3 separate regions of the Homo sapiens genome follow, and all the other regions are linked to region 3. Evidence: chromatin loops called from intact Hi-C (ENCODE). Cell type or tissue: B cell. All regions are shown on one strand. Each heading gives the region's core, and the rest is flanking DNA. Links, peaks and the distances in the headings are about the cores only.

What was found. A loop is a pair of places that touch in the nucleus more often than their neighbours do. Peaks named below come from ENCODE experiments on the same cell type or tissue, not always from the same donor. Only the 100,000 strongest peaks of a DNase experiment are listed, where the experiment ranks them.
Region 1: it touches region 3 in a loop (11-fold over the local background); 2 of 110 quality-filtered maps call a loop at or near these places.
Region 2: a loop joins it to region 3, with 6 times the contacts of the local background. A loop is called at or near these places in 3 of 110 quality-filtered maps.

The regions. Positions count from the first base shown.
Region 1 is chr7:87,623,961-87,634,962 of GRCh38, forward strand. RUNDC3B (RUN domain containing 3B) reads left to right here and starts at 4,438. Exons shown (of 11, transcript NM_001134405.2): 1 at 4,438-4,985. The coding sequence starts at 4,864. LOC124901834 (small nucleolar RNA U13) reads left to right here and starts at 197; the gene lies at 197-298. It also overlaps a transcript of ABCB1 not described here. RefSeq lists an enhancer at 4,193-4,487 and silencers at 4,353-4,582, 4,633-4,682. In B cell, for the core only: no CTCF peak of the experiment used is centred there; DNase peaks (open chromatin) are centred at 4,381, 4,881 and 5,181; H3K4me3 peaks cover 1,943 bases; H3K27me3 peaks cover 1,860 bases.
Region 2 is chr7:87,594,083-87,605,084 of GRCh38, forward strand. It overlaps ABCB1 (ATP binding cassette subfamily B member 1), which reads right to left and starts at 6,802. Exons shown (of 28, transcript NM_001348946.2): 1 at 6,673-6,802; 2 at 6,035-6,108; 3 at 1,684-1,732. The coding sequence starts at 6,102. RefSeq lists enhancers at 4,905-6,104, 5,314-5,703. In B cell, for the core only: no CTCF peak of the experiment used is centred there; DNase peaks (open chromatin) are centred at 4,749, 5,429, 6,299 and 6,839; H3K4me3 peaks cover 2,468 bases; H3K27ac peaks cover 1,877 bases.
Region 3 is chr7:87,468,021-87,479,022 of GRCh38, forward strand. It overlaps ABCB4 (ATP binding cassette subfamily B member 4), which reads right to left and starts at 7,660. Exons shown (of 28, transcript NM_000443.4): 1 at 7,614-7,660; 2 at 7,366-7,451; 3 at 4,601-4,655. The coding sequence starts at 7,445. RefSeq lists an enhancer at 6,847-6,916 and silencers at 7,387-7,526, 7,537-7,736, 7,787-8,036. In B cell, for the core only: no CTCF peak of the experiment used is centred there; DNase peaks (open chromatin) are centred at 6,721, 7,471 and 8,061; H3K4me3 peaks cover 2,495 bases; H3K27ac peaks cover 4,725 bases.

The DNA.
Region 1 (11,002 bases), core at 1,907-6,906, 150 kb after region 3:
CTTTTTACTCACTGGAATTTGGCTTTCACATTCATTGTGCCACTGAAACAGTGCTTATTGATCTGCAGGAGTATTTTATAGAGGAAATTAGCTCTTTGTCTATGATTTGAGTTTTAAAAATGTTTTCTCGGTCTCATTTACTTTTGACTTTGCTTATGATGATACTTGATTTGTGGATTTGAAAAAATTTATATCTATCCATTTGTGGTTCATAAGCGTGATGATTGAGCTTTCACACACATGTGAGACGTGCCTCACCCAATCCTTGTTATGATGTCAGCATATTACCCATCTGACGTCAAAGTAAATAAAAATTAAAAAAACTTACATCTTCAATGTTTCTAGTTTCTTCTGTACAGATGCTGGGTTTATGGCATATTTAAAAAGTCCACTTCTCTGAGACTAGAATAAACTATGGTTTGGTGATCTCTCTGGTTTATAGCACTTTATATATACATTTTATAGTATTTTATATTTGAGGACATTTTATATGTTGCACTTGTAATTTTGTCTGTTTCGATGAGAAGAAGGAAGTTGGGAAAACGGTGAATGGGTATGTTCTGCCCATTCGGTTCTACAGAATTCCTATAAGTTAATTTAGGTATCTACTGTTTTCATAATTTTTACTGTGACTCTTTGTAAAATCTTTGAATACCTTTGTGCAATGCTTAAATAAATAAAAATAATTGAAATAGGTGCCAAAAGAAGTCCAAAAAGTAACGTGGACTCATGGAGTTCTATAATAGTATTATGCTGTGTACTGAATAAATTGATTGACAATATCCAGATTAGTAATCTAGAGGGAGAAAGAGACCCAGGACATACTACTTAGGATAAATGAGAAAAGCCTTATCAAATAAGGCCCCCATGTGGCAGTGTAATGACACTCCATACATGCAAAACAAAACAAAACAAAAAAGAAAAACACAGCTTGTTTATGGCAAAGTCTTGGTAAGCAAGTACTAACATGTCAACTAAATCCTTCTAAGAGTAACATTTGAAAAATAACGTTATGGCTGGGCGCGGCGGCTCACGCCTGTAATCCCAGCACTCTGGGAGGCCGAGAAGGGCGGATCACGAGGTCAGGAGATCGAGACCATCCTGGCTAACACGGTGAAACCCCGTCTCTACTAAAAATACAAAAAAATTAGCCGGGCGTGGTGGCAGGCGCCTGTAGTCCCAGCGACTCGGGAGGCTGAGGCAGGAGAACGGCATGAACCCGGGTGGCGGAACTTGCAGTAAGCGGAGATCCTGCCACTGCACTCCAGCCTGTGCGACTGAGCGAGACTGCGTCTCAAAAAAAAAAAAGAAAAAAGAAAAATAACACGATTACCTCATCATTTAAGATGGAGTTTTACTAAGTTTTCAGTCATAGTTCACAGTGAAAATAACATGAACATGTACTGGAGGCTAGGAAGCCAATTTTGAGGATATTAACATCTCACTTTTCTCGTTCTGTCATGACCACTCACTTTTATCTTCTTGATAAATGCTTCAGAGGCATGTGTGTTCTCTCCCTCACTCACGACACACCCAAGCATCGGTTTTTAGAAATTTTATTGATAACTGATGGTTTTCCACTCTTTTCTTTCTGCAGTTTTATCTGTGGTTAAATAATAACAACATCAATTTGAGTAGTATTTGTCATTGCCAGCGCAAATATTTTGCTGAGACTGCCTGCATAACCAGTGCATCTGTTTCCTGATGGCTACTTCTGAATCCAAACTGTTGAACTAGCAAGAAGAGACAAGTTAAGTTGTAGCTCCTAGGAAAAGAAGACTCTTTATAAGCCTCCGTGTCACAGGAGAGCAGACACGTAATGTTCTGGAAGAAGTGCACTGACTAGTCACAAACATCCATATATAGAAATTTCGCCTGCTTTTATTAACTTGAAAGATAAAGTGTAAAGTCTGACTAAATTGTTTTCTTAAAATTTTAATGTATGAATGAATATTTATCATAGCACATTAGTTAAGACTGACACTATATACGTATGGCTAGAGAGAGAGGAATATATATATATATATGTACATATATATGTATATGTACATATATATATATATAGAGAGAGAGAGAGAGAGAGAGATGGAGTCTCATTCTGTCGCCCAGGCTGAGACATATATATATATATATATATATTGTCATATATATGTGTCATATATATTGTCATATATATGTGTCATATATATTGTCATATATATGTGTCATATATATTGTCATATATATGTGTCATATATATGTCATATATATGTGTCATATATATGTCATATATATGTGTCATATATATGTCATATATATGTGTCATATATGTGTCATATATATGTGTCATATATGTGTCATATATATGTGTCGTATATGTGTCATATATATGTGTCGTATATGTGTCATATATATGTGTCATATATATGTGTCATATGTATGTGTCATATATATGTGTCATATGTATGTGTCATATATATGTGTCATATGTATGTGTCATATATGTGTCATATATATGTGTCATATATGTGTCATATATATGTGTCATATATATGTGTCATATATGTGTCATATATATGTGTCATATATATGTGTCATATATGTGTCATATATATGTGTCATATATATGTGTCATATATATGTGTCATATATATGTGTCATATATATGTGTCATATATATGTGTCATATATATGTGTCATATATATGTGTCATATATATGTGTCATATATATGTGTCATATATATGTGTCATATATATGTGTCATATATATGTGTCATATATATGTGTCATATATATGTGTCATATATATGTCATATATATGTCATATATATGTCAGAGAGAGAGAGAGAGAGAGAGATGGAGTCTCACTCTGTCGCCCAGGCTGGAGTGCACTGGCGCAGTCTCCGCTCACTGCAACCTCCGCCTCCCGGGTTCAAACGATTCTCCTGCCTCAGCCTACCGAGTAGCTGCCACTACAGGCGCGTGCCACCACACCCGGCTAATTTTTGTATTTTTAGTAGAGATGGGGTTTCACTATGTTGGTCAGGCTGGTCTCGAACTCCTGACCTCGTGATCCGCCCGCCTCAGCCTCCCAAAGTGCTGGGATTACAGGCGTCAGCCACCGCGCCCAGCCCATATATTTTTATTCTACTAAACAGAATAGTAGAATAAAATTAGACATGGTAGCTGAAAAGGATGATTTTTTGACTATTTTAAATAGAGATTTTTAAACTTTAAAAACCTCAGAAATTAGGAATTTACAACTTTATTACACAAACGTGCGTTGTTAAAACATTCAAGAGTAACAGTATGCCCTGCATTAACAGGGATAATATATAAGAAAAATAGAGATAGCCACACAAAACTATATATTCTCTGACATTCTTTGACAGAAACTTCAAAAGTAGAGGTGAAAGATACATGGATTTTGGAGCCACTGAAGCCGTGAAATTTCAGTAAAAATTATGTCAAATGTGACTTCAAATTAAATTCGAGAAACATTTATTGAGAACCTGTTCTATGTACAGCACTGTGCTAGGTCCCATAGGGAGAGTAAGTCATTTAGGATTGCACTCTAAAATCTGGGCATATTGGTGCAAAGGGAGGTGAACAGCAGGCGTAGGTGAGTGTCAGAGGACCTGACCCAAGCTGGGACCCTCCTGCAGGTAAAACGGTGGGTAGTGAGAAGCTCTAGGAAGGGGGCGCTTCCGAACACGCGCGTCGAGGAGGGCGTTCCAGGACTCTGAGGGAGCAGCCCAGCTGGACCGAGGCCGCGTCGTTCCTGGGCTTACTATTCCCAGACCCGGACTCCCGATTCCGGAGTCACGGCCCAGGACGCGAAAAGACTCTACACTGGCACCACGCTCCTCCTTAGGCGGGCCGTCAGTCCCGGGTGCGGGCTGCGCTGGAGGCTGAGGTGGGAGCGACATGGTGTGGAGGGGCAAGAAATGTCGGCACTAGACGCGCCAAGAAGGAGATTCTACGAGCAATTCCCCCCTCGGGCCATTGTGTTGCTGTTTATTAGCCCCTGGGAGGGCGTCAGGACAAAAGGAACCCTCCTCCCTTCTTAGTACTTAGGCCCAAGGTCGGGTGTGGGAGCCGGCGCGCTGCTTTCTAGGCAGGCACTGAAGCTACGGCAGCCACGCAAATAGGTATCAGCCGTTAAAGCTTGGCTACAGGCAAGGGGGGGGCAATAGGCCCCTGGCGCTGTGGGGCCCCGCATCCCACAATCCCCGCGGCTAGCCTGTGTGGCTACTGGCGGCAGCTAGCGGGCTGCGAAAGCGAGCCCAGCGTCCTTGACAGCAGCCCACGCGTCGGGGCGGGGCTTGAGCCCGCTGCTTTAAAAGGTCCGCGCGGCCGGCCCCGCCCCTCTGGTGCCGCGATTGGATCCGGCGGGGGTAGCGTTGATTTGATAGGCGCAGAGAGGGTGGGGCTGCGCACGCGAGGCCGGGGGCCTTGCCGCTGCCTCCCGGGCTGGGGCACGAGTGGCTGCGGAGTGTGGGTGGTTGGGCGTGAGGGGCCGACGGGCTCGCGCGCGCGCCGTCTGCTGAGGTCCCTCGGGAAGGAGGAGAGCGCCTGACGCCGACCCGCAGGCGCAGCCCGGCAGTCGGCGGCGCGCCGAGGGCGGAGGTGGTGCGTGCGTGCGTGTGTGTGTGTGTGTGTGTGTGTGTGTGTGTGTGTGTGTGGAGCTCGGGTGCCAAGGGCGAGCCGTCAGTCCCCGGGTGCGAGTCCCTGCTGTCTTCCACACCCTTCCTCCCTCCAGGCTCCTTTCCTACATCCTTCCCGCGCCCCCACGGTTGCGGACCGAGCGAGAACCCCCTTAAGCAGGTGTGGGGGGCGTGCGGGGTGGCACGAGACAAAAGGGGCACGGGGGTAAGCCCGCCATGGCCTCCCGGAGCCTGGGGGGCCTGAGCGGGATCCGCGGCGGTGGCGGCGGAGGCGGCAAGAAAAGCCTGAGCGCCCGCAATGCTGCGGTGGAGAGGAGGAACCTGATCACCGTGTGCAGGTACGGCAGCGCAGGGCGAGGGGAACCAGCCTCCCGCCGGGGCTGAGAGCTCTGGGCTTCCGCGCGGGTCCTTGGGGGTCCCGGGCATGATGGGCTGCCGCCCAGTGCCCCCGCCTATGTTGCGCCAGCCAAATCTGTGAGCGCGCAGCTCCTTGGACAGGGGCCCGGGTCTGGACACCGTCGCAGCCCTGGACTTTGTGTCAGTTCCAGTGCTGAAGGTACTGGAGGGTAGAGCTTGGGGCGGGGCTGGAGGAGGATTTGTTTTGAATGTGCAATCTAGCGTCAGAGTGAAAGAGGAGGGCAAGGAAGAAGAGCTCTTTCATTTAATGCCCATTCAGCTGTCAGCGAGCTTTGGATAAAGTGGTAGTTACTGTGATTGTTTACTGTGTTGCCCCCAAATCAGAGTGCATTTCGTTGTTTTGGCTTGTTTACATTATCTTCAGCCATTTCATTTCACACGTTAGTTGAGTGCCTACTACATGCCAGCCATTGTGTATGTGAGCGTGTGTGTACTATCCACTTTTCAGCTACAGTGCTAGTGCTGGTTCTGCAGTTGTTATTAAGAGTGGGACTGTGGAGGATACCTAGTCTTTATGTCAATGATTTATTTTAAGGCCTGCCTTTCCTTAATGCTTTATAACTGTAAATGTAGTATTTCCTTCAGAAAAATATAGAAACAATAAAAGAATAATTACTATTGGGCCGGGCGCGGTGGCTTACACCTGTAATCCTAGCACTTTGGGAGGCTGAGGCGGGCGGATCACGAGGTCGGAGTTCGAGACCAGCCTGGCCAACATAGTGAAACCTCGTCTCTACTAAAAATACAAAAAATTAGCCGGGCGTGGTGGCGGGCTCCTGTAATCCCAGCTACTCGGGAGGGTGAGGCAGGAGAATCGATTGAACCTGGGAGGCGGTTGCAATGAGCTGAGATAACGTCATTGCACTCCAGCCGGGACCACAGGGGGAGACTTCGTCAAAAAAAAAAAAAAAGAACTATTTATAGTAAGCCTAGTATTCAGAGATAACTGGTTTTTAACATGCTGATATATTTTCTTTAAGTCTTATATCTGAGTATTAAGAAAAATTGAAACCCTAAGCATCAATTTCTTAGGAACTTCTCTGAGCCATTAAGTTGTTTTAAAATTACTTTCCTCCATCAGACTCCTAATCATCACCTAGTGATATTCCTCTTAAGAATCAGATGATGATGAAACTTTTTCTTCCTTTGCAATTTCTCTGTATTTTTCCGTTATTTTTCTTGTGTAAAAATGTGTCTAGCATCTTAAGTGGAATACAGATAATTATTCCAGGACTTAAATGCAATAACTCACAGTGACTTTTTAAAAAATACTTGAATTATTACAAATGTTTATCTAGCAAGAAGACCTTCTTCATTGACTGTATTTGTATAATGTAATTATTACAGCACTTTGAGTTGTAAATGGTAAAGTAATATGGTATCCGTTTAATTTGCCGTTTGTGCTGTCTAGGATGTAACTTTTTGAGACAAATAGGCTGTTAGGTGTTTTAAAATATAGGTAAATATCTTTAAAGTAGGTAAATGGAACCATAAGCAAGGCTGATTTTCTTAACCATAATATACAGACATCAAAAATTGCTTTAAAAATAAGGGTAGTTTCAACATATACAGTGCTTCTTGGGGGGTAACATATTTAATAAAAGCTCTATCAGCTTTTGTTAAACTTCACAAGGGCAGTGATTCTATCTGCTTTTTGCTTAGTCTTTTTTTTTTTTTCTTTCAAATTCTCAGTATAGCATCTAACACTCAAAAAATATTTATTGAATGAATAATTTCAGTGATGGGTACTGTTCCTTTTGCTTCTCCATTTTTGTCTTGGCTGGCTTTAGGTCATGTAATGATCATGTGTGCCCTTATCAGAGACAGTTGAAAAGAAAAGGATTTGTATTTCAACCTTATTTAAACTAAATTTTAAATTATCTTTAAGAAATTTTAGGAACGTCACACTGATTTCTGGGGACAGCTCTCTGTATTAGTTGTATTTTCATGATTGTAATTTACATAATTATTATTTTCTACTGTGAAATGAATATGTGCTAACTTTAGTTACAGTTTACACATAGATTTAGTGTAATAGCTAAAATAAGTTGTGGTTTCTGCTCTGGATTTCATTTGTATTGTTATTTATATGGATAATATTAAGGCTGTTTTTCAGATCCAAATAGTTGATGGTGCATGTAAATTATCCATGTGTAGTAATGGGGTCTATATGATAGGCTTTGTCTGAATGACTTTTACTTTTTGGAAGAAAGTCACTATAGGCCATTTGTACATTTTAAGTATCCCCATGACAAATTAAGAAAAATGAATAAAGCAGTATTTATGCATTTATTGCTAGTTTACTTTCCAGAGTCACCAAACCCTGGGTATTTCACTCATGTCTCTTATGAATTCTTTTTTTAATTTTTTATTTATTTATTTTTGAGACGGAGTCTCGCTCTGTCTCCCAGGCTGGAGAGCAGTGGCGCGATCTCGGCTCACTGCAAGCTCCGCCTCCCGGGTTCACGCCATTCTCCTGCCTCAGCCTCCTGAGTAGCTGGGACTACAGGCGCCCGCCACCACGCCCGGCTAATTTTTTGTGTTTTGTTTAGTAGAGACGGGGTTTCACCGTATTAGCCAGGATGGTCTCGATCTGCTGACCTCGTGATCCGCCCGCCTCGGCCTCCCAAAGTGCTGGGATTACAGGCGTGAGCCACCTTGCGCCCGGCCTCTTTATTTTTATATCTCAAATCAGAGATGATTTGATATTTAAGTTGGAAAGAAGTTGATCTGGTGGAAATATAACTGGGTTCTAGGTTGACTTTATCATTAACTAGTGTGCACTTTTACAAGCCATGCAACCTTTCCATTTGTTCATTTTTGTTGTCTGTAAAATAATATTGGACTAGATCATTGTTAACCTTCAATTATAGGCTTAAAATTAATAATAGCCTCCAAGCAAAAAATGTTTATATTTAGTTTTGAATTTTTCCAAATATGAGCAGGGTAATAATGATAAGATAAATGTTTATAATAGCTAAATTACGTATGTGCATTTTTCTCTATAAACAAAAATATTTTGGACTGTGCCTTTGATTTTGTAATTCTCTGCTGATGTTCTGGAAAAAATTGAACCATTTACAAAACCAAAAAAAAAAAAAGTCACCAGCATATATCATTCTAGTGTATCCACTTATACTTTCACAGTAATGTTTTTCCTTACCCCTTAAACAATTTAGGTGTATTCTCAGTTTAGGTTTAAAGTCTTCTTATGTGAGTACACAATTCTTTATGTTTAAAGCTTTATTCAAGTGCAATATATAGTTTTGAGCTTTGAAAGTGGGTTGTTTAGATAGGTAAGATAATCAGATAAAGAGCTGAATTGAATTTTGGCTCATGTGTGATTGTATATGTGTATGTAATTCATTAGTTTTTTTTAGTGAACATTTACATGTTGTAGACTAAAAACATTTGCATAGTCCTTATTTCATCAGATAAGTACTGTTTTTTCATATTTTTCACAGATTTTGGTGAAGAGATAGTAGGTCATTTGAGGACTCTAAATCTTACACACTCAACTTCAAAATATTCATACACTTGACTTTGGCTCTGAGAACCAACTAGTATTTTCCCTGTATATTCTCTATCGTTTAGAACTTCAGAAAATTAAGTTGTTAACGCCCTTCAGATTTTTTTAACTTGCATTTTTATCCATAGATAATCAGATATTAGTCATTTTTTCTGTCCTTTATAAGCTTCATTGTTTACAGAAAACCTTATATAGTCCTTTGATTTTGGTTTTGGTGGCAGAGTATTAAAATCTAAATTCTCTTTCTATGGCTTAACAATGTCTTATGAGCAAATTATTAAAATATGCACATATAAACATTTCAGAATAACACTTGTCAAACTTTTAAGTCAATACTTTTAAGAGAAACTTCCCATGCAAAGTCATAATTTTCCTGTTTTGTAGCTAGGAGGGACTAATAAGAGGAATATAAGGAGTAGTGTGATAAGCACGGTGGAGACAAGTGATGATTTCACAATTCAAGTGTTTTTAATAACATATGAATAGTCTTAGTTTTCTATAGGTCATGATATTATTTCAGAACTTGAATATTATTTCAAATTACATTAGCACCTCAGTTTTTCCATTATAGTCAAGGAATGAGAAGCTTATATTTTTATACATAACTAATATTTGAGTTAAGCTTAAAATCCTTCATCAACTGTAGTGCTTTACTCAGCATTTATTTTGGAGCGCAGGATTTGTATAACTGAAATTTATTTAAGCGCACAAGTTTAATCCACAACACATAATATTTACAATATTTTGGATGGATTGCTTTAAAAAATGATTACACGTTTCCCTACCTTCTTGACAAAGACTATACATAGAATAATGTAATCCTTATTGATGACTTTACTCTGAATCTGCCTCTATGAATATGCCCACTGTGCAGTGGTTGCCCTTGGAGACTCTTGCAGCATGTAGAGCTTTTGCCTAAGTGGCCCCAGAAGATTATGTGTTTGGAGTTCTTTGAGCTTTTGCATCCTTCTGTTTCTTCCTACCAAGTTATTTGTTATTTCTTACAACTCTTTTTATTTCTAGCAGTTCTTTTCTTTGTACTTCCCATTCTGACTTGCAGATTATAATTGGTTGTGACCTGGGAAAGTATATAACTAAACTTATCAGGTGTTTAATTTTTTTTTTTTTAAAAAGCACCCAGAGGCCTGAGTTAAGTTTAGTGAGCTTTAGAACTCTGAACTTCTTAACATTCTGGTGCTAACTAATCAGAAAAACTGTCTAGTCTATGCTTGAACTTGGTGGGAGAAATGCAGATATGTGAAATGTTATTGAATATTAATGACAGTATAATCTGTCTTATCCTGTTTTGTGTTGCTATAAAGGAATACCTGAGGTGGGGTAGTTTATAAAGAAAAGAGGTTTATTTAGCTAACAGTTCTGTAGGTTGTACAAAAACCGTGGCCCCGGCATCTGCTGAGCTTCTGGTGAGGGCTTTTGTGCTTCATCAAAACATGGTGGAGAGAGTCAAAGGGGAAGCAGGCAGGTGTGAAGAGAGACCAAACCCAAAGGGCATTCTGGTTTTTTATCAACCTACTCTTCTAGGAACTGATCCATTCTTCCTTGAGACCAATCCAGCCTTGCTAGAGTGAGAACTGGCTCACTAGTGGGTGATAAGTACCAAGCCATTCATGAAGTATCCACCCCCATGATTAGCCAAATACTTCCTGCTAGGCCCCACCTCCCAACACCATCACATTGGAGATCAAATTTCAACATGTCATTTGATGGGGGCAGACCAACCATATACAGATTGCAGCATAATCCTTTAAAGAACTTTAAATTTGTTGGCTGGGTGTGGTGGCTCATGCCTGTAATCCTAGGACTTTGGGAGGCTGAGGCAGATGGATCACCTGAGGTCAAGAGTTCGAGACCAGCCTGGCCAACATGGTGAAACCCCGTCTCTACTAAAAATACAAACAGTCAGGCGTGGTGGTGGGGGGTGGGGGGGGGGGCACCTGTAATTCCAGCGGGAGGCTGAGACAGGAGAATCACTTGAACCCTGGGGCGGAGGTTGCAGTGAGCCGAGATTCACTACTTCACCCCAGCCTGGGAGAAAGAGTGAGACTCTTGTCTCAAAAAAAAAAGAAAAAAAAAAGAACTTTAAATCCAGTGATTTACTTTTTTTGTTACTATTTGGTTGAATATGCTTGAGTATGCCTCATAAGACTGTTCATACCTTGGCTATAGTGATTATAATATTTTTGGCTAAAACTCTTTCAGTCATTTTATATGTAGTAGAACTTTGAGTTTGAGTTTGGATTCAACATTAGTTATATACCTTGGAAGCAGGTTCAGTATTATTAAATATTTCTAAGGATTCTTCATGCTCTAATTAGTAGATGCGCACAATGGAGGTAGGATGATCCTCTTTTCAACGACTAGTCCTAGAGTAGACATTTCAGCATTCAC
Region 2 (11,002 bases), core at 2,335-7,334, 120 kb after region 3:
ATAAGTTTTATATTGAAGTTACATTCAATGTTTTCTATGTTGACTTTTCAGGAAAAAGATGTGAGGAAAATCTATCTAAGTAGTAGAGTACTTCATCAAGAGACTTAGAATATATTCTCTCTATCCTGGCCCCATTGTACATCCTCAGACAAGTGAACATGTCTGGCTCCAGTTTCTTCATGTGTAAAACTGGAATAATAATAGTATCTTTCTCAAAAGGAGTTGTAAGGATTAAATGAGATTAAATATGAAATACTTAGGACAATGCTTGGCACACAGTGCTTTATGTGTGCTATTACTACTACCTCATATTAAAGCTCCATATTTTTATTCTTTTGTGCCTTAAAATGAATTATTGATAACATTGCCTCTATATAGTAGGTCTGTTAAATTTTCTAAAATATAAGACTCCTAAGGTTTAAAAAAATTTAACTACAAATAATAAAAACTGAAAGTCTCAAAGTGACAGCACTGAAATCCTGGGGATAAATACAACTTTAACCTAAACGCTTCTTTCCATACAAGAAAGTAACAATGAAAACTGTCACTTGGTTACTCAAGTAGCCTAAGAATGACTCAAGTACATAGTCTCATCTCACCAAAATTCCAAAGGGCGTAGAGATAGAATAAAAGCAGGAGTCATGGCAAGAGCAATGGTAGCACAGAGAAACGAAGATCACATAAGGGAACCATAGAGTCCTCAGTGTAAAAGTCACATGACTGTTTTTTCCCTACCTACAACTATTTTTATAGTCAATTTATTAAAATCCATTTTGCAAGACAATCTATCCACTCCCTTACCTTAAAAAAATTGCTGTGTTATGACTGAATTATAAAGCATGTGCTGTTGGACTTAATTGGTTTAGTAGTCTTCCAGGTTCTAATCTCTGGAATCTTTCACCTAACAGTTCACCTAAATTTGTACTCTTAGAAAAAAGGAAGTAAGAATCCAGGTAAATAAGAGGTCATTAACTAGGCAGAGGTTGCAGTGAGCCAAGATCACAGCACTGAGGTCATCAACCAACCACACATATATGATACATGTCTGATTCCAAGTGTGATTAAAGAAAAGCTTCTAAAAAAACCACTGTGCAACCAGAAAATGAAATAAAGAGTTACAATAAGGTTTTCGAATTCTAGATTTTCATCTGTTTAACACAGGGGAATAATGGCATATGACATATTTGAAATCATAGTAATAAATAATCCATTGCTACCTTTTATTGTTAGTAATGGATTTTGAACTAAAATTTGCAATGGACTAACCTAAATGACCTAAAATTTGCATAGTAATAAATAATCCATTGCTAACTTTTATTGATAGCAACTGACTTTGACCTAAAAAACCTGCCAAATTTCAGAGCCATTAAAGACAGCATTCTATGTGATTGGTTTCCTCTATGCAGATGGGAGAGGTGCTTGTGTAGGTAATGGATCACTGGCAACATAATTCATTAGAAGAATTGAAATCTAAGTCAGGAATGGTGGCTGTAGATTAGTAATATAGATAGCAAGTTATGATCAGCATTCTCCTGAAAATAAGCTAAATCAAACCAATTTATTTTGCATCTCCATTAACATACCCTATACGAAAATCTTACATCAGATGAAATATCTCTTTTCCATGTAAGGAGATGTCAAATTTCCGAAGTATTTTGAATAGTTAATAAATTCAAAACTCACCATTGAAAATACACTGACAGTTGGTTTCTTTTCCTTCTTATCTTTTTCACTGCAAAACAGCAATGGAATTACATAAAACTTTAAAAAGTACATATTTTTTAAATTACCCAAATTAACATAGAATGTATATTTAATGACTAATAGGAAGAAGAAATATGTCTATATTATACAGTTAAAAAACAGGATGATAATAGTATGACCCCATTTATAATGTTTAAATATGTTTACATATATCTTAGAAATCTACATACGTGGTTATCACTGAGTGCTGGAATCTCTCTAAAAATATTTTCTTCCTTGTGCCTTTGATATTTCCTGATTTGCTATGATGAATACATACATACACCCTTTGCAATTAGAAAAATATACATACTGAAAAGAGTTCCCTGTTTTTATTCTAATTAGAAAATCATTCATGCTTCCCCTTAATTATGAATCCCCTTAATTGTCATTTGATTAATGATGGCAGTAGACATTTTATCCATCCACTACCCAGATATTATTCTTAATCCTTCCCTTTCTAGTGAAGAGAAGTGGCAATTAGATGCTGGGCATAACTAGCCTCAGAAGAAAATTAAATTACTCCTTATAAGCAAATCTAATTGTGAAAAAAATGTCTGGAGTCCTAAATGGACCATTATGAAATAAATGCACGCTAGAAAGCTATGGTCAGAAATGATGTTCTATAAATTGTCAAAAAGTTCTCCTCAGGCATAAGGTCAACTATTATTTTGAGCCCAGATACAAATGAATCTAACTCTGTAGCCCATTTTCTACTCTGTGTAACTGCTACCTAGGATGTGAAAGCAAACCAACCGTAACAAATCTGCCTCATCTGTATTTTTGTAGGTATAAAAGAAAAACTATTTTAGAAAAGATTTGTGTTATTTTTTACACGGTTTTTAAGTTCATAAGGTAAATTCATCTTTGTCTTTGTTCTTTACACTAAGTGAGGTCAAAAGAGGTGAGGAGACTTCTAAAGAAAAAAATCCAGAGTTTACCCATTTGGCTTTGGAGTAATGTTAGACAGACATAAAATACACAAACACAACTCTTCAGGTTTGGTCCCACCCAATTCCCAGTAAAGGCATGGTTTCAGTATCCCTGGAACCAGGATGAAAGGAGAAAAATAGCCATAAATAGTTGAGTTTTAGCTCTAAGCCTTTTATTTATTTTTTTGTTCTCTAAAACAGCTGCTACTCTGGAGAAGTTATAATGTTCCAGGCACTGGCTAAGTAAGCACTTCCCACACACAATTCATAAACAATTCTATGAGGAAGACACATTTTTGTTCTTTTAGAGACGTAGAAGAGTGAGAAGAGTTAACTTGTCCAAGGTTCACAGCTATAACTAAGCCAATATTTAAATGCCAAGTCTGTTCCCTGACCACCAAACTATAAGGTGCAACCTCAGATTTCTGAGATACTGCATCGCATCACATTAAAATGCACTTTCACACAAACTCTCACCCCTACTAGATAACTTACTTATCCCCATTAGCACAAAAAACAGTGCTTAGAAAGACAAGTCATTCATCAAACATCATTTTAATAAAGAATCTTTGCTAATAGTCATATTCCAAATAGGACTATTATCCCAGCATTATCTATTACCAAAGCCATATGCTTCTTTACAATCCCATGTTAAAATAGATTTAAATCAATGGCAATGAACACAATTTAATAAGAACTACTTTAAAATATAATCTCTAATTTGAAAAAAAAAGTCTATAGGCCATGATAGAACCAATAATAGAAATATGTGAAAGATCATACAATTTTCTTTACTGTTTCTCTTCACATACCCTCAATATTTCTTAGTTAAATCTACCTAAATGTTTGTATCATAAGTACATAATTCTTTAAGCTATCAAGTTTTCAAAAATACAAAGTTAAAAACAAAAAGTGGAATACCTACCCTCCACTCTATGGAGTCTTTTTCATGGTTTATATGAACATTTTTGTTACAAAAATTTTCAATTGCAATTACATGTTCTCCTACCATTATCACATCTAAGAAAAGTGATTACAATTCTGATATTGGCTAATATCTAATGCACATTCAAATCTCCCAAGAATGTTTTCCATAGGATTTTTTCCTTGTTGAACTTTTAGATTGTTTTTGTTTTGTTTTGTAATGTTCACACACTACGTTTGGTAGTTATATCTCTTTAGTCTCTATTAATCTAGAAGTCCTCCTTTTATTTTTTTAACATTGACTTTTGTAAAGGAACAAGAACAGCTGTCTTACAGAATGTCCCACATCTTGGGTATACCTGTATCAAACTGAATACAAATGGGAGGTGCAATAAATGTAAAATACACATCAAACAGGAGATTTAGCATAAAAGAGAATGTAAACTATCTTATTAATCATTTTGATTACATGTAGAAAATCCAATCTTTTGGACATATTGAGTTCTATAAAATATATTTACAAAATTACTTTATCTTTTTATTTTCATTTTTTACTGTTGCTACTAGAAAATTTTAAATTACAAATGTGGCTCACATGATATATCCATTGGACAGCCCCAGTCTACAAGTTTAATTGTATACAGACTAAATGTTTTTGCAGATATATTAATATTTGCTAGGTGATGTTGTTTACTCAAAATCCAAGTGATGAGTCATTTACTACAGTCCATTCTACCGTGAGAGATACCAGGTCTGATCACTCGGTTAAGGTGCTAACTGCAAAATCTTTAATTGGAGAAGCATATTCTCCTTCCAATTAGTAAACATTCTGAAGAAAATTCTTAGATACAACATTTTTCTGATAGTTTAGAGTTCATTGACAATCCTTGCCTGAATCTATTATAACAATGGAAGTTCCAAAATGATAGCTGGAATTTTTCTCTAAAGATCATTGCTTTATTTTCTCTACCTCTCACACTTTCTTTCAGTTTCCCTTCTCTCAGAATATTAAGCATTCAGCAGTAGCATTCAGTATCTCAAAATCAGTTACAGTTACGATGTTCTTTGATGCTCAAATTGTCCCAGAGTTGGCCATTGGAAGCATCTTCCAGACAGCTTCAGTGTGCTTTCGACTACTCCATTAAACTCCACTTCCTTATTTTCAGGTACCACAAGATACTCCAGGCTCACTTTCTATTTTTCCTGTCCCAGACCTGGCTGAAATTAGCTACTGAGGGGTTCATTTCTTTTAGGGAGGAATGGTATTTAGAAACCCAGATCTGGTACTAACAGTGCTCATTGTTACTGTCCCTTTCAGTGGACTGAAAATGAACTATTAAAAGATTATGAATTCATATTGAAATTTCTAATTCAAACTTAACATTATTTTTAAAAATGTATTTGATTTCCACATTTGTATTTTTTCTCTTACACTGAAAAGCTTGGTTTCTTATAATATTAATGTGTTTACTAATTTATCTTATAATTTACATTACAGTTTCTAATATTATTAAACTTACTAGTCTATTTTACAATTTACTACTAACAATGAATCTATTTAGTGAAGTTTTAAATATTCTATAAAGGCAGAGCACCATGATCAAAATTTACTTTAAATAATTATTTTCCCTATATGATTACATTACCAATATTATATACAGATATTTATTGCCAGTTAACAACCTAAATGTACTTTTGACCTTCTGTCTCATCAGCCAGGCCACAAACGCGATGTTTACATAGCCATTTACCGGAAGCAAGAGCCTGGACCACAGAGCAGATCACCAGCAGCATATGGCTCACGTGTGGGCGACCAACACCACTTGAAAAGCAGAAGTTCATAAGACAGAAACACATATGAGCATCCGCCTGTCTGGGGCAGGAAAGCTGAGAAAGAGGCACACCAAGACTAAGGGAAAGAGGCCGGGAAGGGTAAAAAGGTGAAATGAAAAGAGGTTGGTGAATGACTAAGAACGGTTGGATAGGACAAATAAGTTCCAATGTTCGATAGCAGACGAGGGTGACTACAGTTAGCAATATATTGTATATTTCAAAGTAGCTAGAAGACTTAAAATGTTATCAACACATAGAAATGAAATATACCTAAGGTGATGTATCCTTCAAATACCCGGACTTGATCATTACACATTCCGGGCATGTAAAAAACGCTTCCATGTACCCCATTTCATAAATATGTAAAATATTATGTATCATTAAAAGAAAGAACAAAAAAGACAGGGAAAATGCATATGCTGTGCTCCACTCAGCCAACAAACTTCTGCTCTAAGCAGGGATATTGATTCCAAAGGCTAGCTTGCGTTTCTTAAAAATAATTAAAAACAACAACATGTCATTTATTTCAGAGCTGGAGGCTAGAAATAAATTACTCAAATCTCGCAACTATGTAAACTATGAAAATGAAACAAGCTAGTTACCTTTTATTGTTCAGTTTAAAAAAGTTCTTCTTCTTTGCTCCTCCATTGCGGTCCCCTTCAAGATCCATTCCGACCTGAAGAGAAACCGCAGCTCATTAGCCAAATGCATGAGCCTCAGGCGCGCTGGAGGTGAGACTAACCTCTAGTCCCCCGTCGAAGCCAGAGAGCAGTAAGAGGGAGCGCCCGCCGTTGATGCCCCAGCTGCTCTGGCCGCGATGGGCACTGCAGGGGCTTTCCTGTGCGCGGGGTCTCCAGCATCTCCACGAAGGCAGAGTTGGGGGTCTGGCAGCGCGTTCTGGACTTTGCCCGCCGCCAGTGCGATTCTCCCTCCCGGTTCCAGTCGCCGCGGACGATGCTTCCTCCCACCCACCGCCCGCGGGCTCAGAGAGCAGGTCCCCGCACCGCGCGGGCTGTGCGCGCTCCGGGCAACATGGTCCAGTGCCACTACGGTTTGGGCGCTGCTCCAGGAGCTCCTGAGTCTAGATCTAACCCCACTTGGTCCCCATGGACTTGCCAGAGGACTTCACACTATCCACGCCTCAAGAAGCCCTTCTCCCGTGAAGACCAAGTTCAGGAAATCTGAAAGCCTGACACTTGGGAACTGTCCCATAGTAGCTCCCAGCTTTGCGTGCCCCTACCTCGCGCTCCTTGGAACGGCCACCAAGACGTGAAATTTTGGAAGAAGATACTCCGACTTTAGTGGAAAGACCTAAAGGAAACGAACAGCGGCCTCTGCTTCTTTGAGCTTGGAAGAGCCGCTACTCGAATGAGCTCAGGCTTCCTGTGGCAAAGAGAGCGAAGCGGCTGTGCTCAGCCCACGCCCCGGCGCTGTTCCTGCCCAGCCAATCAGCCTCACCACAGATGACTGCTCCCGGCCCGGATTGACTGAATGCTGATTCCTCGAGAAACTGCGAAACAGGTTGAATTTCCAGGAGGAATGTTCTGGCTTCCGTTGCACCTCTCTAGAAAGGGCAAGTAGAGAAACGCGCATCAGCTGAATCATTGGGGACATTTCAACTTATGTAGACACGTCTTTCAAAGTTCACATAAGTCTTCATATCCATATAACTACAGGACGTAGTTAAGGGAAATTTTCTCGGGATTCGCATTTAATACAGTTAATACAAAAACTCCGACCTCTCCAATTCTGTATCACCTTTCTGCTTCCTAACACCTTTGAAAAGGCTAGGAGAAATTTTTCTGCAGTGGTCTTTCTTCAGCATGCTTGACAGTTTCTGAGTTACATCTGTTCATCCTTTATTTGATGATAAATGGAATGAAAGAAAAAGGAAGTTTTAAAAAATATATAGAGACAGGTATTTCAAGGTACAAATGCTATTTCAAAGTGTGTAATATTTTAAAACTTCAGACGTCAGATCAATGCCCGTGTTTTTCCAGGGCATTTTAAATTCTTACATTTTAATTCAAATTAGTAAAATAAACATAGCATGTTTTAGCATATTACATTAGTTGTAATTTCCTTCCATATTTACTGCCAACATTTAATATTTTTTCCTGTCCACTATTTACTTCAAACTGAGGAAAAGTACGTGCAATCTGCACAATTCAAAATTGTAAAGCAATGCTAACTCACATCAGAGCTTTTCTTACTTCTTATGAACATAGAGGAAATAGGTTTGTTGTATCCTCTAGTCTACATTCTATGACTTTCACATATTACCTATCAGTTTATTGCATAAGTTTAGAAGAAGAAAATCACTTTGTTTTTTACTGCATAGTCTGAGGATGTTTCCACTTTCTTTAAATAACTCATACTTCAAAGCCATAATTTTTTTCTATTCTTGACTACAAATTTTCCTTATCTTGATATATTTTGTTCTTGGCCTTACAATACAATGAAGTTTTCTTTTGTTTTTCTTTCTTTTTTCTTTTTTGAGACGGAGTCTTGCTTTGTCGCCCAGGCTGGAGTGCAGTGGCAGGATCTCGGCTCACTGCAAGCTCCGCCTCCCGGGTTCACACCATTCTCCTGCCTCAGCCTCCCAGGTAGCTGGGACTACAGGCTCCCGCCACCACGCCCGGCTAATTTTTTGTATTTTTCGTAGAGACTGGGTTTCACTGTGTTAGCCAGGATGGTCTTGATCTCCTGACCTCGTGATCCGCCCGCCTCGGCCTCCCAAAGTGCAGGGATTACAGGCGTGAGCTACAGCTCGGCCTCTTTTTTTTTTTTTTTTTTTTTTTTTCACAAATTGTTAATTAGGCTTCTAACAGGCCACTATTTTTTCCACATGTTCTAATTGCATATGCAAGTGTACAGCATTGTTCACTGTTTAAAGGCTTAACAACAACCCTGTGGTCCATCTGGGGTAAATGTAAAAGCTTTCATCTTCATTACATGCGTTTTTAATCTTATTTGTGCCTATGATCTCTGTTTTCACTTTTGTTTTGCTTTGTTGCTTTATCTCACCTTTCATTTATGTAATCTTGTTGTATTTTATGTATCCTTTTGAATGGCCTTAAACCCTCCCTAAACAGTGCAGGATATAAATACAGTGCTATACTGTTATGTTGATTATACTATTTCTACAATCTTGAGCATCAGGTAAAGATCTCTATCAAAGATATAAGTAAGTTAAAGATCAGAATAACACAGATTTTAAAAATAAGATTCTACCATTCTATTATATTGTATTCCATTTCTTTGCTCCACTGACATGAAAGTGTGAATATAAAACATGATGGACCTAAAACAAACTAGCTCTTGCTACTTTCAACAGTCCTTGGTTTCTTGAAAGACACCAGTCTTGCATTTGTGCCACCACCACTTCTGTCAAGCTGAACTTGGCTGTTCTCCTTAAGCTTCCTTAATTTCTGATGAAACCTACCTGGTCCCCTTGCAAGTTGACACTCATATACCTTCATTCAAGCGGTGATATTTCCATTTGAAGTGACTGCCACAATCTGCACCTTCTTGTCCTCCGCTCTCATGTAGCCATTTCACCAACTTGTCTATACTCTGACAACATTAAAGATTTGCCTCTCTGCTGCAGTCTGTTCTATATGTATCTATGGGAGTAATAATATATAATGATAATAATAACAACTAACATTTATTAACTACTGGTCATTTATCAGGAACTGCCAAGCACTTCAAAGAAATTAAGTCATTTAATCTTTACAAGAATCCTATGAAGTAGTTACTATTTTTGTTACTCCCATATTACAATAAAAGACACTGAGGTTTGCATTATTTGCCCAGTCACACAGCAGGTAAGGTGCTAACCAGTAGTCCCTCTCTCATAACTGTACTCTTAACCACTATCCTACACTGTAGTACATTATCATAGGACACACCACTTCACTGCCTTTTCCAGTCCCACGAAGTGTTTTCTCCTTATGAGTCCATCTTGGAAAACCTGCAATGGCTCCCTGCCACAGACTATATCATATCTAACAGTTTCCTCTTAGCTTTTAAGAACCACAACACATCACTTCTCTCTAATCATCTTCCTCACCCTCAACATGTACATGTTCACTCCATTTCAGCCAAACTCACTGGGCTTCTCAGATGATATGTGCTTTTCACTCTGTGCTTTTCCACATGTAAATCATTAAACTAAACTAATTTACAAAAGTTTTCTTCTTTAGTACCTGGCTGCATTAAACTATTTGGACTTCAAAGGCAGAAAAACTTAGATAAGGACCATCTCTGCTGATTATTATGCATAGGTTTGAACGGGTTACTTAACTCTGCTATCCCACAGTTACCTTTTTGGTAAAGAGTAGATAGTATCTTCTAATGTTATGGCAAGATTAAGTGATTTGTGTATTTAAAAGATTTGTACAGTGCCTGAAACACCCTAAACATTCAACATTGCTATATATTAGTAATAATGCCCTCTTCTCAATCTCTTTTTGCCCTCCTTAGCATTCTTTGCAACTCATGTATGTAGTCACATCTATGTATCCATATACGTTTGACCTATTATTCTCATATCCCAGCTCTGAGTCCTTTATTATGAGTATTAACAACACATTTATAGAAATTAAAAAGCTGTTCACCTATTTTTCCTTCTCCTATGGTTTTTAATTCTTTTGGATGTTTTTCTCATAATTCTTTTATTGTAAATCTTATGTATCTTTCTCTGATCTCTCTAATAATTTATTTTCTGTATTTTTCCTAGCTCCTCTATTTAGCCCATCTGAGTCCAGATTGAAGGTTCAACATGCTTAAAGAAGGAATGCAACTCACCTCAATGAAGTTAATTGACCTGAGGCAGAGAAAGAATACAAGTTTCCACTCAGTCCAAAGAGCAAGACATATGACTCACTTGTGTTAACAATAATAACACAATATTGTTATTGTGTTACAATAACACAATAATAAGGGATCCACACACTCTCCACCCTTTCACATGTAATGATTTTTATGTATGAAGGACATGTGATGATAGGGGATATTAAATGACTGTACTTGATAGGGGATATTAAATGACTGTGCTTGAACTCATGTTGGATTACATCAGATTGCTTCTATGGACACCTGCATTGAAAAAAAAATCCAGATTCCGAAGGTCAATAGGATCATTTTCAGAGGTCGTTTGTCTTGCCATCATTTAGCCAATACAGCAACAGACATGAGTTGTGTGAAATGGTGATCAGATGATGATAAATTAATTTAATTTTAATTAAGTCGCTTAGTGAGTTAGCCATGTGATAAGTCGATGGCAAATGGAAACCTGAATTATACTCCTCTTTGAACACTTCCCCATCTACTACAGCCAGAAATATTTTCTACCACTCCGCAATCCTACTTTTCAGTATCGGCATCTCTCATTTTGTATTTATTATTAATGTTTCATATGATTATGAATTTTTTAAATATTCAAACTGGACAGAGACTTATACAAAATAAAGTTTCAATAAATGTTTGTAGAAAATATTAGGTGCTGAGAGTATGACATCAGAGGCAGATTTATGGAAATTACACTAGTAGGCTAAATGCCTAAG
Region 3 (11,002 bases), core at 3,655-8,654:
CAGAAGGCAAGAAATAACTAAGATCAGAGCAGAACTGAAGGAGATAGAGACATAAAAAACCCTTCAAAAAGTCAATGAATCCAGGAGCTGGTTTTTTGAAAAGATCAACAAAATTGATTGACTGCTAGCAAGACCAATAAAGAAGAAAAGAGAGAAGAATCAAATAGACGCAATAAAAAATGATAAAGGGGATATCACCACTGATATCACAGAAATACAAACTACCATCAGAGAATACTGTAAACACCCCTACATAAATAAACTAGAAAATCTAGAAGAAATGGATAAATTCCTCAACACATACACCCTCCCAAGACTAAACCAGGAAGAAGTTGAATCTCTGAATAGACCAATAACGGGCTCTGAAATTAATAGCTTACCAACCAAAAAAAGTCCAGGACCAGACAGAATCACAGCCGAATTCTACCAGAGGTACAAGGAGGAACTGGTACCATTCCTTCTGAAACTATTCCAATCAATAGAAAAAGAGGGAATCCTCCCTAACTCATTTTATGAGGCCAGCATCATCCTGATACCAAAGCCTGGCAGAGTCACAACAAAAAAAGAGAATTTTAGACCAATATCCCTGACGAACATCAATGCAAAAATCCTCAATAAAATACTGGCAAACCGTGGGCGCGGTGGCTCACGCCTATAATCGCAGCACTTTGGGAGGCTGAGGCGGGCGGATCACAAGGTCAAGAGATCAAGACCATCCTGGCTAACATGGTGAAACCCTGTCTCTACTAAAAATACAAAAACTAGCCAGGCGTGGTGGTGGGGACCTGTAGTCTCAGCTACTCGAGAGGCTGAGGCAGGAGAATGGCGTGAACCCGGGAGGCGCAGCTTGCAGTGAGCCCAGATAGCGCCACTACAGTCCGGCCTGGGCGAAACAGCGCAACTCCGTCTCAAAAAATAAATAAATAAAATAAAATAAAATAAAATAAAATAAAATAAAATACTGGCAAACCGAATCCAGCAGCACATCAAAAAGCTTATCCACCATGATCAAGTGGGCTTCACCCCTGGGATGCAAGGCTGGTTCAACATACACAAATCAATAAACGTAATACAGCATATAAACAGAACCAAAGAAAAAAACCACATTATTATCTCAATAGATGCAGAAAAGGCCTTTGACAAAATTCAACAGCCATTCATGCTAAAAACTCTCAATAAATTAGGTATTGATGGGAGGTATCTAAACATAATAAGAGCTATTTATGACAAACCCATAGCCAATATCATACTGAATGGGAAAAACTGGAAGCATTCCCTTTGAAAATTGGCACAAGACAGGATGCCCTCTCTCACCACTCCTATTCAACATAGTGTTGGAAGTTCTGGCCAGGGCAATCAGGCAGAAGAAAGAAAGAAAGGGTATTCAATTAGGAAAAGAGGAAGTAAAACTGTCCCTGTTTGCAGATGACATGACTGTATATCTAGAAAACCCCATTGTCTCAGCCCAAAGCCTCCTTAAGCTGATAAGCAACTTCAGCAAAGTCTCAGGATACAAAATCAATGTGCAAAAATCACAAGCATTCTTATACATCAATAACAGACAGAGAGCCAAATCATGAGTGAACTCCCATTCACAATTGCTTCAAAGAGAATAAAATACCTAGGAATCCAACTTACAAGGGATGTGAAGGACCTCTTCAAGGAGAACTACAAACCACTGCTCAACGAAATAAAAGAGGACACAAACAAATGGAAGAACATTCCATGCTCATGGATAGGAAGAATCAATATCGTGAAAATGGCCATACTGCCCAAGGTAATTTATAGATTCAATGCCATCCCCATCAAGCTACCAATGACTTTCTTCATAGAATTGGAAAAAACTACTTTAAAGTTAATATGGAACCAAAAAAGAGCCTGCATTGGCAAGTCAATCCTAAGCTAAAAGAACAAAGCTGGAGGCATCATGCTACCTGACTTCAAACTATACTACAAGGCTACAGTAACCAAAACAGCATGGTACTGGTACCAAAACAGAGATATAGACCAATGGAACAGAACAGAGCCCTCAGAAATAATACCATACATCTACAACTATCTGATCTTTGACAAACCTGACAAAAACAAGAAATGGGAAAAGGATTCCCTATTTAACAAATGGTGCTGGGAAAACTGGCTAGCCATATGTAGAAAGCTGAAACTGGATCCCTTCCTTACACCTTATACAAACATTAATTCAAGATGGATTAAAGACTTACATGTTAGACCTAAAACCATAAAAACCCTAGAAGAAAACCTAGGCAATACCATTCAGGACATAGGCATGGTCAAGGAGTTCATGTCTAAAACACCAAAAGCAAAGGCAACAAAAGCCAAAATTGACAAAAATGGGATCTAATTAAACTAAAGAGCTTCTGCACAGCAAAAGAAACTATCATTAGAGTGAACTGGCAACCTACAGAATGGGAGAAAATTTTTGCAATCTACTCATCTGACAAAGGGCTAGTATCCAGAATCTACAAAGAACTCAAACAAATTTACAAGAAAAAAACAACCCCACCAACAAGTGGGTGAAGGATATGAACAGACACTCCTCAAAAGAAGACATTTATGCAGCCAATAGACACATGAAAAAATGCTCATGATCACTGGCCATCAGAGAAATGCAAATCAAAACCACAATGAGATACCATCTCACACCAGTTAGAATGGCAATCATTAAAAAGTCAGGAAACAACAGGTGCTGGAGAGGATGTGGAGAAATAGGAACACTTTTACACTATTGGTGGGACTGTAAACTAGTTCAACCATTGTGGAAGACAGTGTGGTGATTCCTCAAGGATCTAGAACTAGAAATATCATTTGACCCAGCCATCCCATTACTAGGTATATACCCAAAGGAATATAAATCATGCTGCTATACAGACACATGCACAAGTATGTTTATTGCAGCACTATTCACAATAGCAAAGACTTGGAACCAACCCAAATGTCCAACAATGATAGACTGGATTAAGAAAATGTGGCACATATACACCATGGAATACTATGCAGCCATAAAAAATGATGAGTTCATGTCCTTTGTAGGGACATGGATGAAGCTGGAAACCATCCTCAGCAAACTATCGCAAGGACAAAAAACCAAACACCTCATGTTCTCACTCACAGGTGGGAACTGAACAATGAGAACACTTGGACACAGGAAGGGGAACATCACACACCGGGGCCTATTGTGGGGTGGGGGGATGGGGGAGGGATAGCATTAGGAGATATACCTAATGTAAATGACAAGTTAATGGGTGCAGCACACCAACATGGCACATGTATACATATGTAACAAACCTGCACGTTATGCACATGTACCCTAGAACTTAAAGTATAATTTAAACAAATTTAAAAAAATAAAGAAAAAAAAACTTCTAAAAAAATAAATAAAACCAGCTTTCATTTGATAAACAATTTATTCTCCAAAGTGCTAATTTTTTTTTAAATTGCCCTTACTGAGGCTTTTTAAACAAATAAAAAAAGAGGAGAGAAGACAATGAATAGGGGCTTTTGGTTACATGAGAAGTATGCAGCAGTGTTTGAGAGTGTGGATGTTTTGGTGTCTTTTTATCCATTTAATTACTAAGTTGGATTTCAGCTGACATGACACTTAATTCTAACTTCTTTGCTACCAAATAATGGCTGTCACAGTTTGAAACACGTCATATTTACCAAAAATGGGCAAATGCTTTCTTGAGCTGCCTCTGTAAGACATATTTCAAATGAAAACCAGATGAGGAGACTTCTTCCAAAAATATTGTCTTGTCTTGTACCAACAGAAAAGCACCGAAAACTGTTTTAAGCATAATCAGAATTCCTAATAGTTACCCCCTATTTAGCCAATTTTTTGGAAACCAAATGTGAATGTAGATTCCTTAAATTAAAATTTATGTACTTAACAATTACTTTCTTGAAATGCAAGCTTATTTTAAGCTAAATTTGGGGTGGGGGTCTGTGAAGCAAATGCAGAAATGCATTTTCTTGAAATTGTTGAGTTTGCATTGTGCTACTAACACAATTCCCATTTTCACTTTCCTTGCACACCAGTTAGCTCTGTCCGGTGTCATCGCCAGCCTGTCTCTACTTTTTAAAAAATCATCCATCTTAAGAATGTGGGTCATTGACTATAATAAGCCAAACTTATACAGCACAGGTGCAGCAAGGACAATTTATTGCTGTCTGCAGACAGTTTTTTGTTGTCGTTGTTTTTGAGACAGGGTCTTGCTCTGCCACCCAGGCTGGAGTGCAGTGGTGTGATCATAACTCACTGCAGCCTCAGACTCCTAAGACCCTCCTGCCTCAGCCTCCCAAGTAGCTGGGACTACAGGTTCATGCCATGACATATGCTATTTTTTAAGATTTTTATTTTTATTATTTTGTAGAGATGAGATCTCACTATGTTGTCCAGGCTGGTCTCAAACTCTTGTGCTCAAGCAACCCTCCCACCTCAGTCTCCCAAAGTGCTGGGATTACAAGTATGAGTCAGCTCGCCTAGCTAGACAATCTTAAAGTATTTGCTTTAAAGGTAATTGATTCAATACCTCAAATTTGAATAAAAGGTAGGATTATTCACATTTAACATTTCACAGCTTACCAATGTTAATACTCCAATCATTTTCACTGTCTTCGTTTTTTTCCTTTTTTGTTTGCTGTAAAAAATAGAATTGCTTCAATTTAAAACTGTTACAAAATGTTTTACAATCAATTGAACATAAATATGTTTAGTTACAATATTCAACTATTATATTTTCAAATATAAGAGTGATGTTCACAAAATGTCAAAATTATTCAGTTCAACAAACATAGCAAGCACAAAAGTAACTGTCGAAGGTACTACAAAGATACATGGATACATAAGAAATGGTCGCCTGCCTTACAGAGCTCACATACACAGGAAAGATAAGTATGCTAACAGTGTCGCTAAGTCAATTAAGTTATTTGTTTTCTAAAATTAAAAAAAATCATGATTTAAAATTAGGAATGTCTATTCTTCTGAAGGATTGTGGAGAGTGGTGTCAGGCAATCTTGTTGGTGATACATTCAAAGTACATCTAGAATTTAACCACTTATCACCAGTTTCATTGCTGTCACCAGTAGGGCAGCCTCCTGCCTAGTCTCTCCACTTCCACCTATGCCGCTTCAGTCTATCTTCAACTAGCAGTCAGAGTAATTATTTCAAAATGCCAAGCCATACACTACTTCTTTGCTCAAAAACCTACAATGGCTTTCCTTTTTCTTACAATAAAAGCCAAAATCCTTGCATTAACCTCTGAGGTCCTACACGATCTGTTTGCTTATTTCCTCTCTGACCACATCCCTACTCCCAAACCTGCTTACTCTGCTCCAACCAGCCTGGACTCTCTGCTGTTCCATGAACTCACCAAACATGTACCTGACTCAGGGTCTTTGCATTGCCAGTTACCTTTTCCGGGAATGCTCTCCCCTTAGATACCCACACAGCTGTCTCCTCTCATTTCTTTCAAGTCTTTGCTCAAATATTACCTTTAAAATAAGATCTACCCTAACCACCCTACTTAAAATTACAAAGTACTCCCCTTTTGTACTCCTGATCCCCTTAACCTGGATTAATGCTTTTTTCCATGGCGTTAATTACCTTCTAACATTGGCTGTGGTTTACTTATTTAGTATGTACATTATTTATGTCTGTCCTCCGTACTATAATATAAACTCTATGAGGGAGTGTGTGTGTGTGTGTGTGTATGATGATTTATATATATATGATGATTTTTACATAAATATGATGCATTTATCCAGGTAAATGATAAAGTTTTACTCATAAGATGATTCCAAATTATGTAAAGTATTGACTAAAATCACTGGACAAACATCTGCCACTAAATATGTTCAAAAGAATGTGCCATGGGCAATAGCAACATAATTAGAACAAGAATATAACTAATTTGATTGAAGCAGGCTTAACTTCCTTTAAATATATTATCTTTGGTCTGCTTTTATAAAAATTAGTTTCACTACATTTGATTTCATAATCATGTGGTCTTAACTTATTGTTAACTTTCTGTATTTCTCTTTTGAGCTGCTTTCTTCTTTCCAGCAGAAGCTGTGGGCTTCCCCTCTGAGGACTTTCCTGGGTTCTGAAGTGTTACTACACCTTTTGTAGGAATAGCTCCTTTGCACACGCATCAAATGTTAAGCCAGTGCAATACATAAATAGACTTCTTCATGAAAATGCCATCTATTAATAGACTCACAGTCAATCCCTGCCTAAACAGCCAGCTGATGAAAACCATATTTTTCTATTGCGTGTGTAAGTACTTCCATTGGAAGTAACACCATCTATCACTTTTTCAATTCTACATGGCAAAACTAAATTTTCTATGAAAAAATACAATGGTGCTTAGAAGAAATACAGCAAGGTTACTGCACAACCACATTAACAGGCTAAAATAATGCTTCAGTTTAAGCATCAGGTAGGCATGTTTTCAGTTAGCTAATCAAGCCCCTAGCAGCTTGAGGACAAACTACAGAGACTGATAAATTTGTCCCTCTGGGTGATCACTTGACACAGGTCAATTTTTTCTGGGTAGCCTGGTATGAACTCAGAGACCGTAATAGCCTCATAAACTATTTCAGGCTAAAGGCGAAAATGATTCACTATTCCCACAGTGAAAGAGGAAACAAAGACACACGCCATTGACTGGGAACTTCTGCCCCGCTCATAAAGCCTGTGAAGTGAGTTTAACAAGGGCCAGGGGAACCGAGAAAGACATGAAGGCAAAGGAAGCGCTGCTTCCCCCTACCACTTGAACAAAACTGATTCGGATGTACAGAAGTTCCCCCTCCCCACCTATCCTCCCAGAAAGGAGAAATACAAATAAGCCTGGCGATGAGAGGAGGGGGAGGGGTAAGACAAGGAGGAAGAGACATAACAGGGGATGGGCAGGAGGGGAGGGAGTTTTTGCTTCACTGCCCTTGTTCAAAAAGCACAGCCATCAACAGCAGATGTCTGACACCCTTTAAGTCTGAACAATCAGATGATGTATATGAAAGTCATTTGTAAAAGTTTCAAGAGTTACGTAATACAATGAATGTTATACAATGCAGATATTCATTGAATCCCCCCTGCACAAAGGGAAGGGAGCACTTTTCAAGACAGCCTTTTCTTCCTGAATCTGTTCCAAAAGGAGCCTCAGTGACATTCTTTGAGGCCACACAACACGTTTGCTCCAAGGTCAGAACCGGATGCAAGACCCTTCAAAGAAGCCTCCAAAACAAAGGTCTTCAAAGGCATCAACCGATTTTTACAACTTCTTTCCAAGGGTGAACTTAGTCCTGCTGATTGGCGTGTAACGGAAAAGCCAGTGGCTGCTGGGGATGTACCTGCTGATGCCCAGTTCAAAGTCGCCCTCCGCGCTCGTGGGGCGCCAGGCTGTTCCGTTCTTTGCCGCCTCAAGATCCATCTCAGCCTGAGGAGAAACCACAGCCTCAGAACCAAGTACACCCTCTCCGGCGGCCCGGCGCACGAGTCGCGGGGCCCGGGGGCACTGGGTGGAGGTCCGGCCACTCCCGCCCCGCGCCCCACGTCCCGGGTCTCCCTTCGAGGCCAGACGCGCCCGGACCTCTCTCACCTCGAACCTCGCGCGTGTCTGGCAGGGCCTCTGGACGCGCGGGCGCTGCAGCAGAGGGGCCTGGACTTTGCTCGCCGCGGCCTCGCCCCCGCCCCCGCCCCCGCCCCCCACGCGCGTCCGGCCCGGGAAACGCCTACCGTTGCAGCCAGGGCGAGGGCCGCGGCCCGCGAGAGCAGCTCCCGCCGCCCGCCCAGCTCTCTCCCCAGGCTAGGCGCGGGCCAGGGGCGCAGCCTGCCGCTCTTGCCGCCGGGGCGCCCGGCTGGGGCCGCCGCCCACCCTGGCGACCCGCCAGAACCAGCCCGGTCGCAGGATAAGACCGAGATCAGGCTGGAGCCTCGGGTGCCGAGAAAGCCTCGCCTGATGGGCCACCCAAGCCCCTGCAGATGACTGTCACACCCCATGGGCGCTCAGTTTTGTTTTTAAACCCATAGGGGAGACAGTTTCCGGACGCCCAACAATCACAGGGCGGCCCAGGACCGAGAGAGAGCAATAGACTCGCCTCTTGCTTCCGCATCCCCAGTTCTGGTCCAGGTGGCACTGAACCCAATTATCTCCAAGGACGGCGAGAGTCAGCCAGGGCCGGCAGGAACCATCACATTATGCTCCTTGGGGAGGAGGAACGCTGTTGGTGCCCTCTTAGCACTTAAGAGACACAGAGTTTTAGGGCTAGAGGGGTCTTCAGCGATCATCTAATTAAAACCCCGTATGTTTAACATATGAAGAAACGGATGCCCAGAGAGGTGAAGTCCTGCCTGAGGCTGCATCGGTGGAACCAGAGTCTAGGGGAAGCCTCCTGAGTCCCAGTCCAGTGCCCTGGCTCACTGCTCTCATCTAAGACTTCTGTCTGTATTGAATTGTCTCTGCTCCTACCACCTATTTGAGTATGACTTTCTTCTTTCTGATTAATTCCTCCACACTCTTCCCAAAAGGAAGTGTCTAAAACGGGGAGCCATAAGTTTCATGGCTTTGAAACCGGAGACTTTCAAACTCAGAGCTTCACATCTTATTAACTATGTGACTTTGGACACTGTGCTCATTTCTCTAGGCCTGTTTCCTTATATGTAAAATGAGGATAAAAACATCTCCCTTATCAGGTTATTGCGAGGAATAAATGAGTTGAGGATAAGGGAATTAAGTACTAGGTAAAAGCACCTAGTACTATGCCTAAAACATAGTAGGTGAGCAACAAATACAACTTTCCTTCCTTCTGATCAGGTAGCAGGATGACCAGTGGGTCCTTGCACCTGCTATGTCCTGTTAACACAATTGTTAGCCCAAGGCTTGTCTGAGTTCTCAGAGAACCTTAAAGCAGAGCATGGTATAAGTAGAGATGCTGGGTGGACCCTGGTGTGAATCTCACCTTTCCCATGTACCAGCTGTCTGGCCAGGTTATGTAATTCTTGACTCAGTCATTGGATCTATAAAATAAGGGTGTTATTAGGATTAGGGATACTGTGTGTAAAGTGTCCTGCACGTAGGAGACACCTAATAAATGGTGACTATTATTATAGTAAAAGTTCAGGCGAGGCCAAGGAAGAAAGACTGGAACAGGAGCCAGCAGCTTCGGCACTCACCCCTTACTTGTGCTGTGCCTCTGCATCCTGCTCTGCCTGCCACCTGGAGCTAAGGTGGAACTTGACTTGAAACTGCATGCTGGAGTAGAAATGAATTTAGTTGAGTATTTTTCCTCAAAATGTTTTCTCTCCATATCAGTCTACCATGACCATGAGGATTCTCTTCTTAAATCAACCCAAATTCCTTCCCTTCACTGGTCTAACAGGCGGTCAGATCATTATTTCAAGATACTCTGAGACGGAAGCAGTTGGAATTGTGTAGTTTGAAAGAAGGCTTGTGGTGACTGGAGGACATTATTAAACTCATTAGCACATAAGGAGATGACAGTTTCTTCAGTCTCTAATAAAAGAGAATTTGATAAAGTAAATGCAGATACTTGAAGGAGTAGGAAGGTTCAGAACAAAAACTAAAGCAAATAACATGTATGAGGCAATGAGGTGTATTTGCCTGTCTGTCTGTCTGAGCCGATTCACAAAGTTGTCCCTGCAAGAAGCCATGCCTATATGGCTGTGTTTACTTCTTTACCTGTATTACATCCAATTCCAGGAGCTCCTTTTATATTTATTTGATAACAGTGCAGTATCACTGAGAATTCCATCATTTATTCATCAACTAGAAGTTGAAGACTTACAATATTTAAAGCACTATGATAAACTAGATTTCTCCATTACACTCAGGCTGTAAGAAATCTTTACTTTCCCTTTACAGTAGAATATTGAGATACTTATGCATTGATGTAAGGCTGGAATTAATGCCCTACCACGCTATCTTACTTTTTCTATTTGCCCCATTGGTTCCATCTTTCTTTTTTATCCTCACTTTTGCCTTATTTTAGATCTGTTTAATATTATCATTTAGATTTCCTTTCTATAAGATGTATTCTTTTATTTTCTATTTAATAATGATCTCCTTTCTAGGGATTATGACATGTATCTTTGACTAATCATTGTACTTTTTCCTCTTCCAGGACAATGCAATGATTTTAGAACTCTTAAGTCTCTTTTTTATTCACCCCTAACTTTTACATTGCCATTGTCATGTACTTTAATTTTCTCTGTATATTCATGACTCTTCTGGGAATATTATTTCTTTATGAGTTGATACTTATTTAGCTTTATCAAAACATTTATCATTTTCTTGCTTTTTGTTTCTTCCTACATCTCAAAGCTACCCTCTTGGATCATTTTCCTTTCACCTAATGAGCACTCTTTCATCTACTGTCTCTTTCTTGTTTTCTTTAGTTTGTGACAAATTTTCTCAGCTTTTTTTTCCTGAAAATTTATTTCACTTTTATCTTGAAAAATTATCAGTTATTTATGGGTTTGCCTTACTAAATAAATATCAAAACTCATTATCAAACTATGGTAATTAGAGACATGTGTTTTGGAATGAGACAGACAAAGTAAAACAGAATCAATATCTTATAACTGATGGAACTAGAATTCGAATCCAGGGAGTATCCTTATCCGCTATGACTAGCAGGGAAGTGGAGATGGAGAACATACGTCAGATGTATCAGAGAGTTAAACACAGTCATTCTTTAATGCATCCTTCAGTCCACTGATCTTACCACCTTTTTACTGTTCCTCACCTCCTTCATGTCTTCTCTCTTAACTCAGCCTGAAAACACCCACAACCCTCTAGCCCTCTCTCTTTATCAGGCTTGCTTAGTAAAACCACAATCCTGGATAATTCAAGTTACTGAGCTACTGTGAACCTACACCATGCAGCAGAACATGTCTGAAGAAAAATACAAAGTCATCGGGCTTGCCTCGCCATGAACTTACATGGCCCTATACTGTATACATAATGTA